Regions from separate parts of the Homo sapiens genome. Here region 1 is linked to region 2. A link is an interaction called in ENCODE POLR2A ChIA-PET data of the cell type or tissue named here. Cell type or tissue: Panc1. All regions are shown on one strand. Each heading gives the region's core, and the rest is flanking DNA. Links, peaks and the distances in the headings are about the cores only.

What was found. ChIA-PET counts read pairs that join two places held together with the same protein. Peaks named below come from ENCODE experiments on the same cell type or tissue, not always from the same donor. Only the 100,000 strongest peaks of a DNase experiment are listed, where the experiment ranks them.
Region 1: POLR2A ChIA-PET joins it to region 2 with 10 read pairs; 8 of 35 experiments call an interaction of 5 or more read pairs at or near these places.

What each region holds. Positions count from the first base shown.
Region 1 is chr10:103,812,365-103,820,861 of GRCh38, forward strand. The region is part of intron 1 of SH3PXD2A (SH3 and PX domains 2A); the gene reads right to left. Among named protein-coding and RNA genes, the nearest start is that of SH3PXD2A, 39 kb to the right of the region's middle. In Panc1, for the core only: no CTCF peak of the experiment used is centred there; a DNase peak (open chromatin) is centred at 4,256.
Region 2 is chr10:103,861,693-103,870,189 of GRCh38, forward strand. No RefSeq gene overlaps it. Among named protein-coding and RNA genes, the nearest start is that of SH3PXD2A, 10 kb to the left of the region's middle. In Panc1, for the core only: no CTCF peak of the experiment used is centred there; no DNase peak of the experiment used is centred there.

The sequences.
Region 1 (8,497 bases), core at 207-8,206, 49 kb before region 2:
GCTCAATGCTCCCAGACATTCAGGAGCCAGAGTCCTAGAAATTAAACAAATATATCCTCTCCTGAGCCATCAAAAAAATTACACTCCTGGGCTTCCAAGGGGCTTGGAAACAACCCAGTGGGTCTAGGAAAGGGTCAGAAAATGGGATTCTCATTCCACACACTCCCAAATCAATGACTGACCCAGGCCTACTGACCCCGACACACACATCCTGAAAATGTGCCCCACTCCATCGTCACACCCTGGAGAGAATGGCAAAGGTTAACACACACAGCTTGGTTTCCTTTTCCTGGGAAACACAGCAGTCAGAGGCCAGCAGCCGCCTCCACACACAGCCTGCAGGGGAAATGACCCCTGGGCTTCCTCCCCACCATCTGACACACTCACACCTTCCTCTCTGCTGTGCTCAGCAAAGCTCAACTTTTGACACAAGGCAAATAGCTGTCATTAGAAATTTCGTTGCTTGAGAGAGACAAGAACAATCATTTTGGAGAGCTTTTCGGCAATTTCTGTCGCCAAACTTGCATTCCCTTTGACTCAGCAATTTGACCGCTAAGAATTTATCCACACAATTGTGTGTATGCATGTATGTGTGTGTATATATGTGTGTGTGTATGTATATAAAGATAAGGAATATTGAATGTCTATTGATAAAAAAAGGTCAAATAAATTATGGTTCATATACCTACTAAAGATAAGGTGGACTTTTCTATATCATTATGGGAAAAGGTTTATAGTATCTTGAGAAAAGAAAAAAAAGATTATAATGCTATGTATACCATATGATTAAATCTATCTGGGGGATGGATTGTATGGGGGGAAGTTTGCATATGTGTGTGTCTATGCACATTAAAAAGAAAAAAATACAACAAATTGATAATCATGGTTATTTGCATGGAATGAGAGAGAGGAGAAATGGGAACAGTTTTGCTTTCTACTTTATAGATTTCTTTTTTTCTTTTTCTTTTTAGAGACAGAGTCTCGCTCTCTTGCCCAGGCTGGAGTGCAGTGGCACAATCATAGCTCAATGCAGCCCTGACCTCCTGGGCTCAAGAAGTCCTCCCCGCTCAGCCTCCCCAGTAGCTGGGACTATCGGCATGTGCCACCATGCTTGGATAATTTTTTAATTTTTTTGTAGAGATGGGGTCTTGCTATGTTGCCCAGGCTGGTCTCAAACTCTAGGCCTCAAGCAATCCTCCTGCCTCAGCCTCCCAAAGTACTGGGATTACAGGTGTGGGCCACCGTGCCTGGCCAACATTTCTATATTATTTCATTTCTTTTGAACATGTATAGCTTTCATAATCTCCATCTTAGAAAATAATTGAGTCCTCTTAGCCAGTCCTCTGGCTCATGCCAGCTCCTGGATGTTGTGCTGACATCCAGCATTTGCTCATTCTTGTGGGGCTGTAGGGAATTTCAGGTTCAATGCTGAGCTCTTGAAGCCAAGGTCTACAACCCTGGCTGTACATTACAATCACCTGGGGTGCCTTAAAAACACTACAGGATTTAAATCAGAATCTTGGAAGGTGGGGTAGGCACTGATAATTTTAAGAGCTCCCCAGGTGGGTCTACGGGTTGTTCCAGGGTTGAGAACCACTAAGCTGAACCAACATCAAAAAGACCACTGGACTAGCTAAAAAAAAAAAAAAAACAACAAAAAAAAAACCACACCCTTTTAATAGAAAGCAATATTACAGAGTAATTTGTACTACTAAGAGTCAGCTCTGCCTTTAAGATATCTAGTTAGGGAGTTTGTACTGGGTGCTTTTTCTCAAAGTTCTGCTTCCAGTTTTGGAATTCATCAGCTCAAAGTGGGGAAAGCAAACAAGGAGACTCGAGTTCCTTCGTTCTGAGCTGTGGCTGTGCTGGGGCTTTCTTTGGCAGCCTGTGCCCACCCCATGTCTGCAGGCCTTCATCAGCGACTAAGGGGTCAGAGTCCAGCCCTTCTCGGCTCCAGGAGGAACAGCTGAGAGAATTAGAAGCACTCAGCCCAGAGGAGGTATTTAAGAGACATACGATAGCTGGTTTCAAATATTTAAAGGACTGTCAAAATGTGAAGTTCAACTCCAGTTGTCCCTAAAGGAAGGCAGTGGATAACGAGTGCCAGCGATGGGGAAGCAGGTCTCTGTCCAACATCAGGAAGAATTTTCTAATCATCAGAGTTGTCCAAGGATGGAAGGGGCTGTCTTGTGAAGTAATGGGATGGCTGGGGCAAGGGACGAGTGACCACCTGTGACTGTGATGCTGGTAGATCCCCTCCCACTCAGCCCTCCAACTCCATGAGGCCAGAGACACTTACAAAGTCTTAAGCAAAATCCACTGGGAATGTTTCTTTTAACCAAAAGAAGCTTTCAAATAATAGTCTGAGCTCTGGCTAAGTGTCAGGCACTGCGCTAGGTGCTAGAAACGAAGGCAGTAAGCTAGACAGGGTCTGTTGTCATGGAGCTTATATGGGAGGCAACAGACAACATGTCAGACCATTTCTGACGGCCCCAATAAAATGGGGTGGTGACTGAAACTGCAGGGAGGCAGCTGCTTTAGATTGACAGGGGAGGCCTCCCTGGAGTGAGGATGTTTGAGCTGAGACCCAAATGCAGAAGGCAAAGTGTGGCAGGCCAACTGGGGAGGTGGGGGGCTCTTCAGTTTGACTCAGTACAAAATGAGAAGGACCTCAGATCACACACAAAAATTAACTTGAAATAGATGAGAGACCTAAATGCGAGAGAGAAAACTATTAAAGTCTTAGAAGAAAACATAGCACAAATCTCCATGACCTTGAATTAGTCAAGGGTTTCTGAGACATGACACCAAAACCACAGCTCAAAGACAAATAAACAAACTGGACTTCATCAAAATAAAAAACTTTTGTGTTTCAAAAGACATCAGCAAGAAAGTAAAAGGAGAATCCCCAGAATGGGGGAAAATATTTTCAAGTCATTTGCAAATATTCTAGACAAAGGACTTATATCTGGAACATATAAAGAACTCTTAGAAATTGTGGTATATATATGTATAATATATACAGTGTATATATTATACACTATATGTATTTATATACAATATACACACACACATATACAGTGTATAATATATATACTATATATATTATATATATAATATACACACACACACAGTGGAATATTATTCAACTTTAACAAAAGATATCCTGCCATTTGACAACATGAATGAACCTGGAGGACATTATGCTAAGTGAACTAAGCCAGATACAGAAAGAAAAATACTGGGCCAGGTGCGGTGGCTCATGCCTCTAATCCCAGCACTCGGGGAGGCCGAGGCAGGCGGATCACGGAGTCAGGAGTTCGAGACCAGCCTGACCAACATGGTGAAACCCCGTCTCTACTAAAAATACAAGAAGTAGCTGGGTGTGGTGGCACACGCCTGTAATCCCAGCTACTCAGGAGGCTGAGGCAGGACAATCGCTTGAACCTGGGAGACAGAGGTTGTGGTGAGCTGAGATCATGCCATTGCACTCCAGCCTGGGCAACACAGCGAGACTCCATCTCAAAAAAAAAAAAAGAAAAAGAAAAAGAAAAATACTGTATAATCTCATATATGGATTCTAGAGCCAAATATATAGAAGCAGAGAAGAGAAGGGTGGTGACAGGGGTGAGGAGGTAGGGAAAATGGCAGATGTTGGTCAAAGGATACAAATTTCCAGTATGTAGAGTGAATATGTCTGGACATCTAAGGTACAGCCTGAGGACTACCATCACTAATACCGTATTGCATGCAAGAGGTATGCCCAGAGAGTAGATTTTAGTGCTCACACCACACACACACAAAATAAAGAACTACGTAAGGTGATGGATGTGGTCACTTGCTTGACTGTAGTCATCATTTCATTATGTATTGTGTATTAAAACATCATGTCGTAGACTTGAAATACATGCAACTTTTATTGAAAAAGAACTCTTACAACTCAATAATAAAAATATGTAATCCAATTTTAAAATGGGCAAAGGATCTGAATAGATTTTTCTCCAAAGAGGAGGTACAAATGGCCAATAAGCACATGAAAAGATGCTCAAAGTCATTAGCAATTAGGGAAATGTAAATCAAATCACAGTGAAATATCATTTCACATGCACTGGGATGGCTATAATCAAACTCGCAGATAATAAGTGATGGTGAGGATGTAGAGAAATTCACACCTGCATACACCGTGGGTAGGAATGTAAAATAGTGCAGCCACCTTGGAAAACAGTCTATCAGCTCCTCAGATGGTTAAACGTAGCGTCACCGGATGACTCAGCAATTCTATTCTGAGGCATCTACCTAAGAGAAATGAAAACTTACATCCACACAAAAACTTGTATGCAAATGTTCGTAGCAGCATTATATTATAAAATATATACATTATGTAATGTTATGTAATAACTAAAACATGAAAATAACTCAAATGTCCACTACATGAGGAATGAACAAATAAAATGTGACTTATCTATACAATAGAATATTATTCTTTTTTTTGAGACAGAGTCTTGCTCTGTCGTCCAGGCTGGAGTACAGTGGTGCCATTACTGCAACCTCCACCTCCCTGGTTCAAGCAATTCCTCTGCCTCAGCCTCCTGACTAGCTGGGATTACAGGTGTGTGCCAACACACCCGGCTAATTTTTTTTTTTTTTTTTTTTTTCTGTATTTTTAGTAGAGATGGGGTTTCACCATGTTGGCCAGACTGATCTTGAACTCTTGACCTCAGACAATCTGCCCACCTCCCAAAGTGTTCGGATTACAGGTGTGAGCCACCATGCCCGGTCTATTCTTTTTTTTTTTTAACTTTTATTTTAGGTTCAGGGGTATATGTGAAGGTTTGTTATACAGGTAAACTTACGTCGTGGGGCTTTGTTGTATAGATTATTTCATCACCCAGGTATAAAGCCCAGTACCCGACAGTTGTCTTTTCTGCTCCTCTCCCTCCTCCACCCTCCACCCTCAAGTAGGCCCCAGTGTCTGTTGTTTCTATCTTTGTGTTCATAAGTTCTTGTGCTCTGTCACCCAGGCTGGAGTGCAGTGGTGCCATCTCGGCGCACTGCAACCTCTGCCTCCCAGGTTCAAGCAATTCTCCTGCCTCAGCCTCCCAAGTAGCTGGGATCACAGATGTGCACCACCACACCTGGCTAATTTTTGTATTTTTAGTAGAGACATGGTTTTGCCATGTTAGCCAGGCTGGTCTTGAACTCCTGGCCTCATGTGATCTGCCTGCCTTGGCCTCCCAAAGTGCTGGGATTACAGGCGTGAGCCACCATGCCTTACCTGTGTTCATAGGTTCTTATTTAGCTTCCACTTACAAGTGAGAACACATGGTATTTGGTTTTCTGTTCCTGTGTTATGGAATATTATTCAGTTATAAAAAAGAATGAAGTTCTGATACATGCTACAACATGGATGAATCTCGAAAACATTATGCTGAGTGAAAGAAGCCAGACACAAGCAACCACACATTATATGATTCCATTTATATGAAATGTCCAGAAAAGGCAAACATATATAGGGAGAAAGTAGATTTGTGGTTGCCGAGAGCTGTGGGGTGGGTGGGTGGCTGTCAGGGATAAGGAGACTGCTAATGGGGCCTCTTTCTGGGATGATGAAAATGTTTAAAAATGACTGTGGTTGAGAGTTGCACTATCTGTGAATGAACTAAAAACCATTTAATTGTACACTTCAAATGGTTGCATTGTATGATATGAATTCCATTTCAGCAAAGCTATTGTTTAAAAAGTTAGAAGGGAGACAATGTACCTCTTGGTTAAGGGGTTCTTGTCAGAAAGAACTCTATTTCTCCATCTTCTCAGCCTGTCTAATTCCTGCAAGAGCCAATCAAGACCCACCACCTCCTAGAAATCTCCCTGGGCTGCCTCAGCCCTGGTGCTCCCTCTGCCCCCTCCTCCGGTGCACAGCATGCTTGTGTGGGTAGACGCCATGCTATGTCCATTAATCTTGGGGAAATGTATGCTGGACCTCTGCAATCATCTCTGCAGTGATCACATTGCCCATCACCAACTCTGGCACACAGCAGCAGCTGTGCCTGGCTGGTTAAGGAGAAAGGCTGACTTTAAGAGAACACACCTGGTTCCCCAGGCTCAGCAACAAAGAAACCGGCTCTTTAACACTGAGAATTGGAAAGAACTGATTCCTAAAATATCCTGCTCTCTTTGCCTGGAGAGATCACTGGCCCCGGTAGACCCTGATGTGCAGGAAAAATTTCCCAATCATGCGGCAAAACGGGGAATGCCATCAGCTCCTGTTTGGCCTCCAGGATAGAGAAACTGCACTTAAAATCCACTAACCCTGTTCTGACACTGGAAGATCCTATGGCTAGGTGAAATCGGCTCACCTTCTCTGGAAACACATTTCTCCCCTAGTTCCCAGTCCTGACTGTGGGTTTGGGCCAGCCTTCTCCCATGTGATCTCACCCACCCTCCACCCCTTCTCCAGACCTCACTGGGTCCCCCTCTACTCACAGTTCTCCCCTTCTCTGAAACCTTTACAAGGCACCTGCAACCATAGTGCCCACTGCAGCACTGGAGACTCAGATGGCCAATTTCATGCCTGACCGTTCCCCCAACCCATTCCCAGAATCATTCTTGACTGGATTACAAAGTCCTTGAAAGCAAATATTTGATCCGGGCTTCCTTTGTTTTCTCTACAACGTCTAATGACTTGGTAGATCCTCAGTAAAGCCATGTTACTTGTCTGATAAAATTCAGTCCAGTCCCGTCAAGAAGGATTGGGCGCTTATTACGTGCTGGGCTCTGTGCTAGACACTGGCAACACAAAGTCAAATAAAACACAGCTCCAGTCCCAGGGAGCTCTGGTGTGGTGAGAAAGAGCAGTACTAAGGGACAATGTGCTGTAAGGCTAGGTCAAGAGCTGTGCCTGTTCCCAGGGAACCCCAGGAGAGGCACCACTCTGGAAGGCTTCCTAGCAGAGGTGATGCCAGAGTGACAGATAAGGAAGGTAGGCTGGGTGAAGAGGTGAGGGTTGTGGTGGTGGAAGGGTACCCTAGGCAAAAGAAACAGCATAAGCAAAGGCTGAGGGCTAGGGGAGGGGGCATGACACAGCCTGAGTTCCCTGGGAGAGCCAGGGCCAGCTGGGGTGACTGGAGCCTGGAGCCCAAGGCAGTGAGAGGCAGGAGGTAAACTGAGTCCCAGCTCTGAGGCTCGAGGGAATGATGGGGGCAGAAGAGGGAGGAGGGCAAGGGGGCGAAGAAGCACAAGGTCAAAGCCAGCTGAAGTGTTTCTTCGGTGGAGAACTTGGCATAGTTTGGGATTGGAGAGAGAGGCGAGAACAGGTGTCGGGGAGATCTAAGGGCTGAAGGAGGAATAGATGAGCATGTGAGGGAGCCCAGAAGGAGCAAAGGGCCCTGGAGCAGGGGGCAGGCAGGACGATGAAGCAGGCTTGGCAATGAGAGAGAGTGTGGGCAGTGAAATGCGTGGGGTCCCTAGAGGAGGGGGGGAGATGGGAGCCCAGGAGGGGCTGCTTAGAGATCAAGAAATCTCACCCCAAAGGCTCTGGGCCCCCAGATGGTCCACACTCAGGATGCAGTGGAGTGACTAGAATAGATCTCAGAGTGGGAGTGGGTTCCCCAGGGAGACCCTAGTTCCTGGAGGGGCACAGGGTGCTTCACCTGCTCATTTTTGGACAGTTCAGAGTGACTAAGACCCTGAGGCATTCAATGCAGGGAGCGTTAGCGACTTTTGAAAAATGAGAGAAACTAAGTGCCAGAAGTCAATGACTTTGTTTCACGCTCAATTCGCTCCCAGGCACCGGATCTGAGAGCAAACCTTTTAAATCTCCCCTCCTGCTCCCAAACTTGGCTCAAAATGTGGAGCAACTGGAATGAGGAAAGGGGATTCTTTTGAGCCCCCAAGCTGCTTCTCCCTGCCCCTTCCTTCCGTGTGGCCAGAGGGGACCCTCCTCTCTGCCACAGCCAACTCCAGGACGTCATTTGCTCCCAGGTCCCCTCAGGAGGGGAAGAAGGGACCTGCCAAGCTGGCTGGAGAAGAGTCCTGCGCAGCGGCCAGGGCAGCCTGCCAGGGGCTGCATCTGGTCGGGCTTCCCGCCCCAATTCCCCGGTTCCTCATCAGGCTGAGGTTGAGGTGAGAGGAGAAACACACAGCCAGCCCTCCTCCCCCAGTGCCCCCTCAAAGTCACGTCATCCAAGCATTCCCTGGGGAGGGCGGCCCCCTCCCTCTGACCTCAGCCTGTTTTGCTTGGCCAGAGCCCACCCCCAGTGAGCCTGTCCCCTCCCCACACCCTTGCTCACACCCAGGCCCATGCAGGGAAAGGCGTGAGCTATAGATTCCAGCCCTCCCAGGCTGCACACCAAAGCCCCCAGATAAGGGGCGGGGGGGTTGGGCGCCCCTCCCAGCCATGTCTTCTGAGATGCCAACTGGGCTCCAGAGGGTGGCTAGGGGCTGGCGCACATGGCCAGAACTTCCCTTGTCTTCTACCCTCTAAGTGGCATCTCCCCCA
Region 2 (8,497 bases), core at 343-8,342:
GGGAATAAATAAGGGACAATGACGCAAACATTAGCAGTATTGGTGAGTCATTACCATCCTCCAGGCTGGCCAGTCCAAGGAGAGTTGGAATCATGGAGGAGAGATTATCTGGAGGAGCTATAGTTTTGGGGGATGCAAAGACTTAGGATGGGGTGGGTGGGTGTGGTTAGCATCTAAGAATGAGTTTCTCCTTAAATTTCAAGGTAAAATAAGGCATTTATTACATGGACTGAAAGCAATGTTTTCTGAATCGTTTTTTACTTCATGGTTTTTCACACCTGGATAACGTTACTCACTTGCTTACCATAGATAGATGTAACTTACATGAATATAGCTTCAAAGTCTTTTAAAAGATATCTTAAGGGTTTTTGTTTGTTTGTTTTTACTTTCATGGAGGTGAGATGTTTCCTGCATTTTTGGAGTTGTTGCTTTTCATTTTTTATTTGTATTTTTTGCAGGGGAGAGGAATCAGTTTTCTGAATAGTTAACTTCTTGGGAGGCATATTAATAGGTTTGAACTTACTTAAAACAAATCACTCCTTCCAAGTAAGCAGCACTAGCCCATGCATTTTTGCACATTGGCTTTGCAGCTGAGGTGATTGCTGCTGATTTAAAGGGCTATTTGGGGCAGGGGTCAGAGCTGATGGTCCAGGTCAGTCTACAAGTACAAAGCATCCTGCACATGCACACTCCAAGAATACTCCCTGGAGCAGGGCACAGTCACACACACCTGGACTCCCAGCTACTCCAAAGGCTGAGGCACAAGGATTGCTTGAGCCCAAGAGGTTGAAGCTGTAGTGTGCTATCATCGCACCTGTGAATAGCCACCGCACTCTAGCCTGGGCAACACAGTGAGATCTCATCTCTAAAAATTAAAATAAATTTAAAAAAGGAAACTCCCTGGAGATGAGAGGTGCTTGTGAGGAAAGATTTTACATTTCCACTTAAGAGTGTTGTTTACTGTGGTAGGAACTGGACCATTTGTGTCAGGAGACCCTTGGAAAAATCCCTGTCTTTTGGGCCAAGACTCTTGGCCATTTGTCTATCTTGCCTAGCTCATGAGGGGTGGCCACTGCTCAGAAGCTTAGAATCGAAATAGAAAAATCTTGTCGATGGAGAGCCAAGAAACCATGTAGACAATGTCTGATTATTAATTAATGACTTTACTAAAACATTAAGAATGCAAACTCTATAAGCACATAGATGTTGGCCTGGTTTGCTCATCATGGCACACCCCCAAGTGCTGAGAACAATGTCTGACACATAGCCAGTTTTCACTCAATGTTTGTTAAATGAATAAATGACTGAAATAGGACATAAAGATAATTATTGAAAAACCTTTCAAATGAAATCTGACTCTTAGAGTTCTGAATCTTTTGCTCATTGCCGTACAAAAAGCGCCAATAAGCCGGCTGCAGTGGCTCACGTCTGTAATGCCACCCTTTGGGAGGCTGAGTCGCGCAGATCACTTGAGCTCAGGAGTTCGAGACTAGCCTGACCAACATGGTGAAACCCCATCTCTACTAAAAATACAAAAACTAGCTGGGCATGGTGGTGGGTGCCTGTAATCCCAGTCACCTGGGAGGCTGTGGCAGGAGAATTGCTTGAACCCAGGAGGCAGAGGTTGCACTGAGCCAAGATCGCATCACTTCACTCTAGTGTGGGCGACAGAGCGAAACTCCATCTCAAAAAAAAAAAAAAGAAAAAAGAAAAAGAAAAAGAAAAAAAAGTGCCAATTAATTACTTCTAGATTCTGTAAGGAGAAGAGAGTGTCTCCTGATCTCCTCCCAAATTTCTGCAGCACTGATGTATATTTCACCAGTTACACAGATAGAGGTACATGTGTGGAAACTCGAGCCACCTGCTATCATACTTCCAGTTTATTTATCACAGTGATGTTTTTGCAGGCCTTGTGGATTGATACCACAGGGAACTGACCTGGCTTTGTCCAGTTCTGATGAGTAGTGCTCCAGAAGAAATACAGGGAGCCTCAGGAACACAGAGCAGAGGCCCATCCTAGGCCGAGGGCAGGAAAGACTCCCAGTAGACACTGACCAGCAGCATGGAGGACCCTCTCCTCTTGTTGGATGTTAAGGGTGGGATGAAAGTCCCAACCCTCTAATCCTGCCTTGGTCTTTCCAGTGACCAGCCCCCATCCTGAAGCTACCCAGAGTTACTAGCCACCAGTCAACTCATTTGCATACAAAAGGACACATCACTTTGAAGATACCAAATATTTTAGGAGTTTTATGTCAAGAACAGAGGACTAAGGCCAAATATATTTCACAATATCACAAATGTTATATTCACACAACAGAACACTATATACCCATGACAAAGACAAAACTACTGCTTCATGCAACACACTGGATGAGGCTCACAGACACAATATTGTACCAAAAATAAAAGACACACTCAAAGGGTACATATGTGTGATTCCACTTATATAAAGTTCAAGACAGACAAAATTAATTGATGGTGCTGGAGGTCAGGACAGTGGTTGCCTCTGAGAGGTATGAGCTAGGAGGGGCACAGAGACTACGGGGTGCTGGAAATGGTCTCCACCTTGATCTGGGTGGAGGTTTTGAGTCGGGCACTGGAGTTGTGTATTCAATGTACAGATGTGATACCTCAATAAAAAAGAAAAGAATGAATGAAATAAAACTAAACAAATCAGCAATCACCTCTTAGATTCTGGTGAGTAAAAACAATGCAAGTTGCAGAAAGACATGGACAGTATACCATTTATGTAAATGTTAAACATAAAGAACAATACTATACATAATATACATATTTTAGGGATACATACATCTGTGGTAAAAGTATTAAGATGAACACGAAAAGCTGGCATGGTGGTGAGCACCTGTAATTCCAGCTACTCAGCATTGCTTGAGTTCTGGAATTCGAGACCAGCCTGGGCAATATAGTGAGATCCTGTTTCAAAAAATGAAATAAAATAGGCCAGGCACGGTGGCTCATGCCTGTAATCCTAGCACTTTGGGAGGCCAAGGCGGGTAGATTATGAGGTCAGGAGTTCGAGACCATCCTGGCCAACATGGTGAAATCCCGTCTCTACGAAAAATACAAAAATTAGCTGGGCATGGTGGCACGCACCTGTAACACATACTGGACTAATCAGACACCCTCCTTGGGACTTTTCTAACCGGTGCTGTGGGAAGAGAACCTCTTTCCTCTCAGAGCTGTGAAGCTATCAGCCCAGAGCTGACCCCAGCCATCTCTCTGACAACACAGAGGATAATGTTCACAGTGAGAGAGGATACAGCCAAATCTCAGAGGCAGGAAGAGAGAGAAACAAGAGCATCTTCCCAGCATTTGGATTCCTAGGGCCAATTGACCCTAAACCAGTGCCACTCTGTCCCTCCCCACTGTTTCATTAGGTATTCTCTCTTATACCTTACCACCTTGGCATAAGCTGGAGTAAGATCTTTATCATTTATAACCAAAGACTACTACAGGTGTTTAACTCCAGGGCAGAAGGTTGGAATGGGAGTGAGGATGTGAAGCAGGAGATTCACTTTTCAGATAGTATGTTTTTCAGTTCTAGGATTTCCATATAGTTTTTTACAGTTTCCTGATCTCTTCTAAATTTCCCATCTCTTTACCCAGTATATGCATCTTTTCCAAAGACTCTTTAACACATTTATCAAAGGTATTTTAAAGCCCTTCTCTGCCAGTCTGACATCAGAGTTGTCTGTGAGTCTGTTTCTATTGACTAGTATATCTCTTGATTATGGGTCACATTTCTCTCTTTCTTCACATATCTAATAATTTTTATATAGTGAACATTGTAAATGGTATATTGTAGAGACTGGATTCTGTTATCTTCCTCTGGGATTCTAATATACACTAAAGTTCAAGAATGGCTGCCCTTAGGGGAAAGTCATACAAGTGTGGACCTCACCCGGAGTGTCTTCCTTCTTTCAAGGAACAAGTCCCCTTCCTTTAGTCTGGTCGTCATCCAGTGGCATCAAACAGGTTTTTATTTTCACCTTGTCCAGAGTTTGTAATTATGATCTGTAGGAGGGGTTAGCCTTCTACAAATCACTCTACTCTGTTAGACCAAAATTTGGATATTCACATTTTAGTTCAAATACTATATTAAATATGGTTTGATGTTGTTTGCATTCTTTGTCATTTAAAAATAAATTTAAAATGTTTTTAGTTGTACTGGGCATGGTGGCACACATCTGTAGTCCCTGGCTACTTGGGAGGTTGGGGTAGGAGGATTGCTTGAGCCCCAGAGTTCAAGGCTATAGTGTGCTATGTTAGTGCTTGTGAATAGCCGCTGCATTCCAGCCTGGGCAACACAGCAAGACACATATATTTAATTGCTATTTGAATAAAATGTTTGTGAAATCCTGGAAGCACCTTACAGGTTTATGAGACACAGCTTGAAAATCTCTAGTATAAACCATATGATTGACCATTATGGGTATGGATTAGGTTCAACCAGGCATAGGATTATCTCTATGGCAACTGTCGCCATAGCATCAAGCCTACGAGAGAGGTGGAAAATGGGCTTGTGAAGAGTGAAGAGGAATGCAGGGTAATATCTTCCTGGTCCCCATTCCAGGAAATCCAAGAGACTTGCTTTGCACCTTAAAAGAGGAAATCTACAGATGGTGATTAGGTAAAAATGAGCTTTTTGCTAAAAGCAGCCACATTTCCAGCATTCCAACCTATTTTCAGAAGGAGGCTCCTCTTAGCTCCTATGGGCTGATTCATATCCACTTGGTTCATCAATCCTTACCTGTTAACCTGCTCACATGCCCCAAAGTGCAGAGGGTCCCTGCTCCTCAACGAGAAGCAGGGACTCCCACTCAGGAGGGAATTGGCCTCAAGTTTCCCAGTATTTCCAGCCTCTAAGACCTATGGACTGGAGAGAAAGTTCATCTAACTAAATCATTGCAGCCTCTCCTTTTTCTCCTCCCCATTCCTAGTCGGACCCACTAGTGTTTTATTTACCAGGGAGCAGACCTGGACCAAGCTTCTCCAACTTTTTGTTTGTTTGTTTGTTTTTTGAGACAGGGTCTTCCTCTTTCACCTAGGCTGGAGTGCCGTGGTACGATCTCGGCGCACTGTAGCCTCGGCTTCCTGGGCTCAAGTGATTATCCTGCCTCAGTCTCCTGAGTAGCTGGGACCACAGGCATGCACCACTACACACAGCTAATTTTCTTTTTTCTTTTAGAAATGGGGTCTCACTATGTTGCCCAGGCTGGTCTTGAACTTCTGGGATCAAGCAATCCTTCTGTCTTGGGCTCCCAAAGTACTGGGATTCCAGGCATAAGCCACAGTGCCTGGCCCTTCTCCAACTTTAATGTGCACACAAGTCCCTTGGGGGTCTTGTTAAAATATAAATCCTGATTTAGTAGGTGTCATGGGCCAAACTGTGTCTACCCCTCACTTTTTTTTTTTTTTTTTGAGACAGGATCTGGCTCTGTTGCCCAGGCTGGAGTGCAGTGGCAGGATCTCGGCTCGCTGCAACCTCCACCTCCTGGGCTCAAGTAATTCTGCCACCTCAGCCTCCTGAGTAGCCGGGACCATAGATGCACACCACCACGCCCAGTTAATTTTTCGTATTTTTGTAAAGATGGGGTTTTGCCATGTTGCCCAGGCTGGTCTTGACCTCCTGAGCTCAAGCAATCTGCCCACCTTGGCCTCCCAAAGTGCTGGGATTTCATACGTGAGCCACCGTGCCTGGTCATACCCCTCAAAATTCGTATGTTGAAATCATAATCCCCCTATCTCAGAATGTGAATGTATTTGGAGACAGGGTCTTTAAAGAGGTAATTAAGGTTAAATGAGGTCATAAGAGTAGGTCCTAATCCAATAGGACTGGTGTGCTTATAAGAAGAGGAGATGAGGCCGGGCGTGGTGGCTCACGGCTGTAATCCCAGCACTTTGGGAGGCCGAGGCAGGTGGATCACCTGAGGTCAGGAGTTCAAGACCAGCCTGGCCAACATGACGAAACCCTGTCTCTACTAAAAGTACAAAAATTAGCCAGGTGTGGTGGCGGGTGCCTGTAATCCCAGCTACTCAGGAGGCTGAGGCAGGAGAATCGCTTGAATCCAGGAGGCAGAGGTTACAGTGAGCTGAGATCATGCCACTGCGCTTCAGCCTGAGTGACAAGAGTGAGACTCCGTCTCAAAAAAAAAAAAAAAAAAAAGAGGAGCTGAGGACAGATGCAGAGGGAAGACCATGTGAAGACATACGGAGAAGGCAGCCATCCACAAGCCCAGGAGAGAGGCCTCAGAAGAAACAAACCCTGCTGACACCTTGATCTTGGACTTCTGGCCTCCAGAACTGTGAGAAAATACCTTTCTGTTGTATAAGCCGTCCACTGTGTGATACTTAGTTATGGCAGCCCTAGCAAACTCATACATGTGGGTGGGAAGGCACTGAGCTTTCTGCATTTCTAACAAGCTCCTGGATGCTGCTGATTCGAGGACCACACTTTGAGTAGCATGGACCTAGAGAATCTGATTCCTTTTTATTTTATGACATTGTCAGCAGCTTCCTAAGTCATTAGCAGGTGGGGAGGAGGACACTTTTTCTCAAACTCTGCCTTCCTAAAGATAGCTAAGGTAATTGTTCTCTACATTTTTTGTGGCACTTTTGAAATTTTACAAATAGAGTGGCACCTTTCAGTTTCTGTAAGTGAATGCAGTGGGCTGGATATACCCACACGGCATGGCAGGCATAGTATGCAAATTGAGGCACTCATGCTGTGTCTACAGTGGGCAGTTGCCACTCTGTCCCCATGCTAGAATGTGGGCTTAATGTGGTCATATTTTCCAAAACTTCAAGAGCCAGAAATTTGAATTTTTATATTAAATCTCTAGATTTTAAAACTTTCAAATGTTGGCACCTCCATCTGCTTATTTTTGAAATAATGTGAAGCAAAGGAGCTCTCTGAGGTGGTGCTGGACATGTTCAATATTTGGACCTCTACCTTGTTTTAGGTGTATACACATGTAAAAATTCATCATCCAGGTATAGCATAAGCAAACATTCATCAAACTGTATCATTAAAATTTGTACGACTTACCACTTGTAAGTTATGCCACAATAAAAAAGAAAAAAAATCTGCATGGGAATGATACACATGACAGTTATTACCTCTGGGGGCAGAGGCAGGAAAGGAACAGGGTTGGCCTTATGTGTATTTCTAACATATTTCTTCAAAGAGATAGAGGGCTGAAGCATATAGGGGGATTTCTTTCTTTCTTTCTTTTTTGAGACAGGGTCTTGCTCTGTTGCACAGGCTGGAGTGCAGTGGCACAGTCATAGCTCACTACAGCCTTGACCTCCCAGGCTCAAGCGATCCTCCCACTTCAGCCTCCCAAGTAGCTGGGACTACAGGAGCATGCCACCACGCCGCCTGGCTAATTTTTTAAATTTTTAGTAGAGACGAGATATCACTATGTTGCCCAGGCTGGTCTTGAACTCCTGGGCTCCAGCAATCCTCCTGCTTTGGCCTCCCAAAGTGCTGAGATTACAGGTGTGAGCTACCTCGCCCAGTCAGGAGAAAATATTAACAGCTGTTTCATCTCAGTGATACTAGGTATCTGCTTTATTGTTTTCTGTGTGTTTGAAATATTTCATAATTAAAATCAACTATTTTTTAACATTAAAAAAATAAAGCCTGGAAAGACCAACACTGCATGAACCAAATAAAACTCCTCAGAGGCTACTGCACCATTCTCTTGGTCTCCCTGTGGGACTGCACAGTTGTTTATGTACGAATGCTTACTGCCCTGACCCAGGGCTCCTGTATCTTCAGTAAATACCTGCTCCCTCTTTGTCACGGGTGTGATGTGATGTCACCCCACCCACTCAGCCCAGCACCCTCATATGCCATTCATCACCAGAAGTGTGTCCTCGGTGCAGCCTCAACTGTGGGAAAAATAACGTTTATATATCAACCCAAATTTGAAGACACTCTGTATTGGGTTCATAGTTTAAAGCTACCAGAGAACAGACTTCTCTGATCCTGAAAGCAATTAAAGCCTAGTGGTTGAACTCACTGGGTAGAAGCCTGGGTTTTCCAGTTTACTAAATATATGCCCCTGGGAAAGTTAGTTTCTCAGCTTCTATTTCTTCACCTGTAAATTGGGAATGACGACAGTATCTACCTAGTTGGGCTTACGGGTAGATTTAAATTTGCTGAGTTATTGGTGCATAACTGTTCATTAGTTATTATTAAGTAATTAATACTGGGTTGATTTTACTTTAACTATCTTTCTTACATCATAGATTGTCTGAGGCCACACCAGTATGAAATCAACAGCTGGCCACCAAGTCTCAAAGGGAAGATATTTTCGGCTGGGTGTGGTGGCTCATGCCTATAATCCCAGCACTTTGGGAGGCTGAGGTGGGCAGATCACTTGAGGTCAGGAGTTTGAGACCAGCTTGGCCAACATGGTGAAACCCCATTTCCACAAAAACTAGCTGGACATGGTGGTGTGCTCCTGTA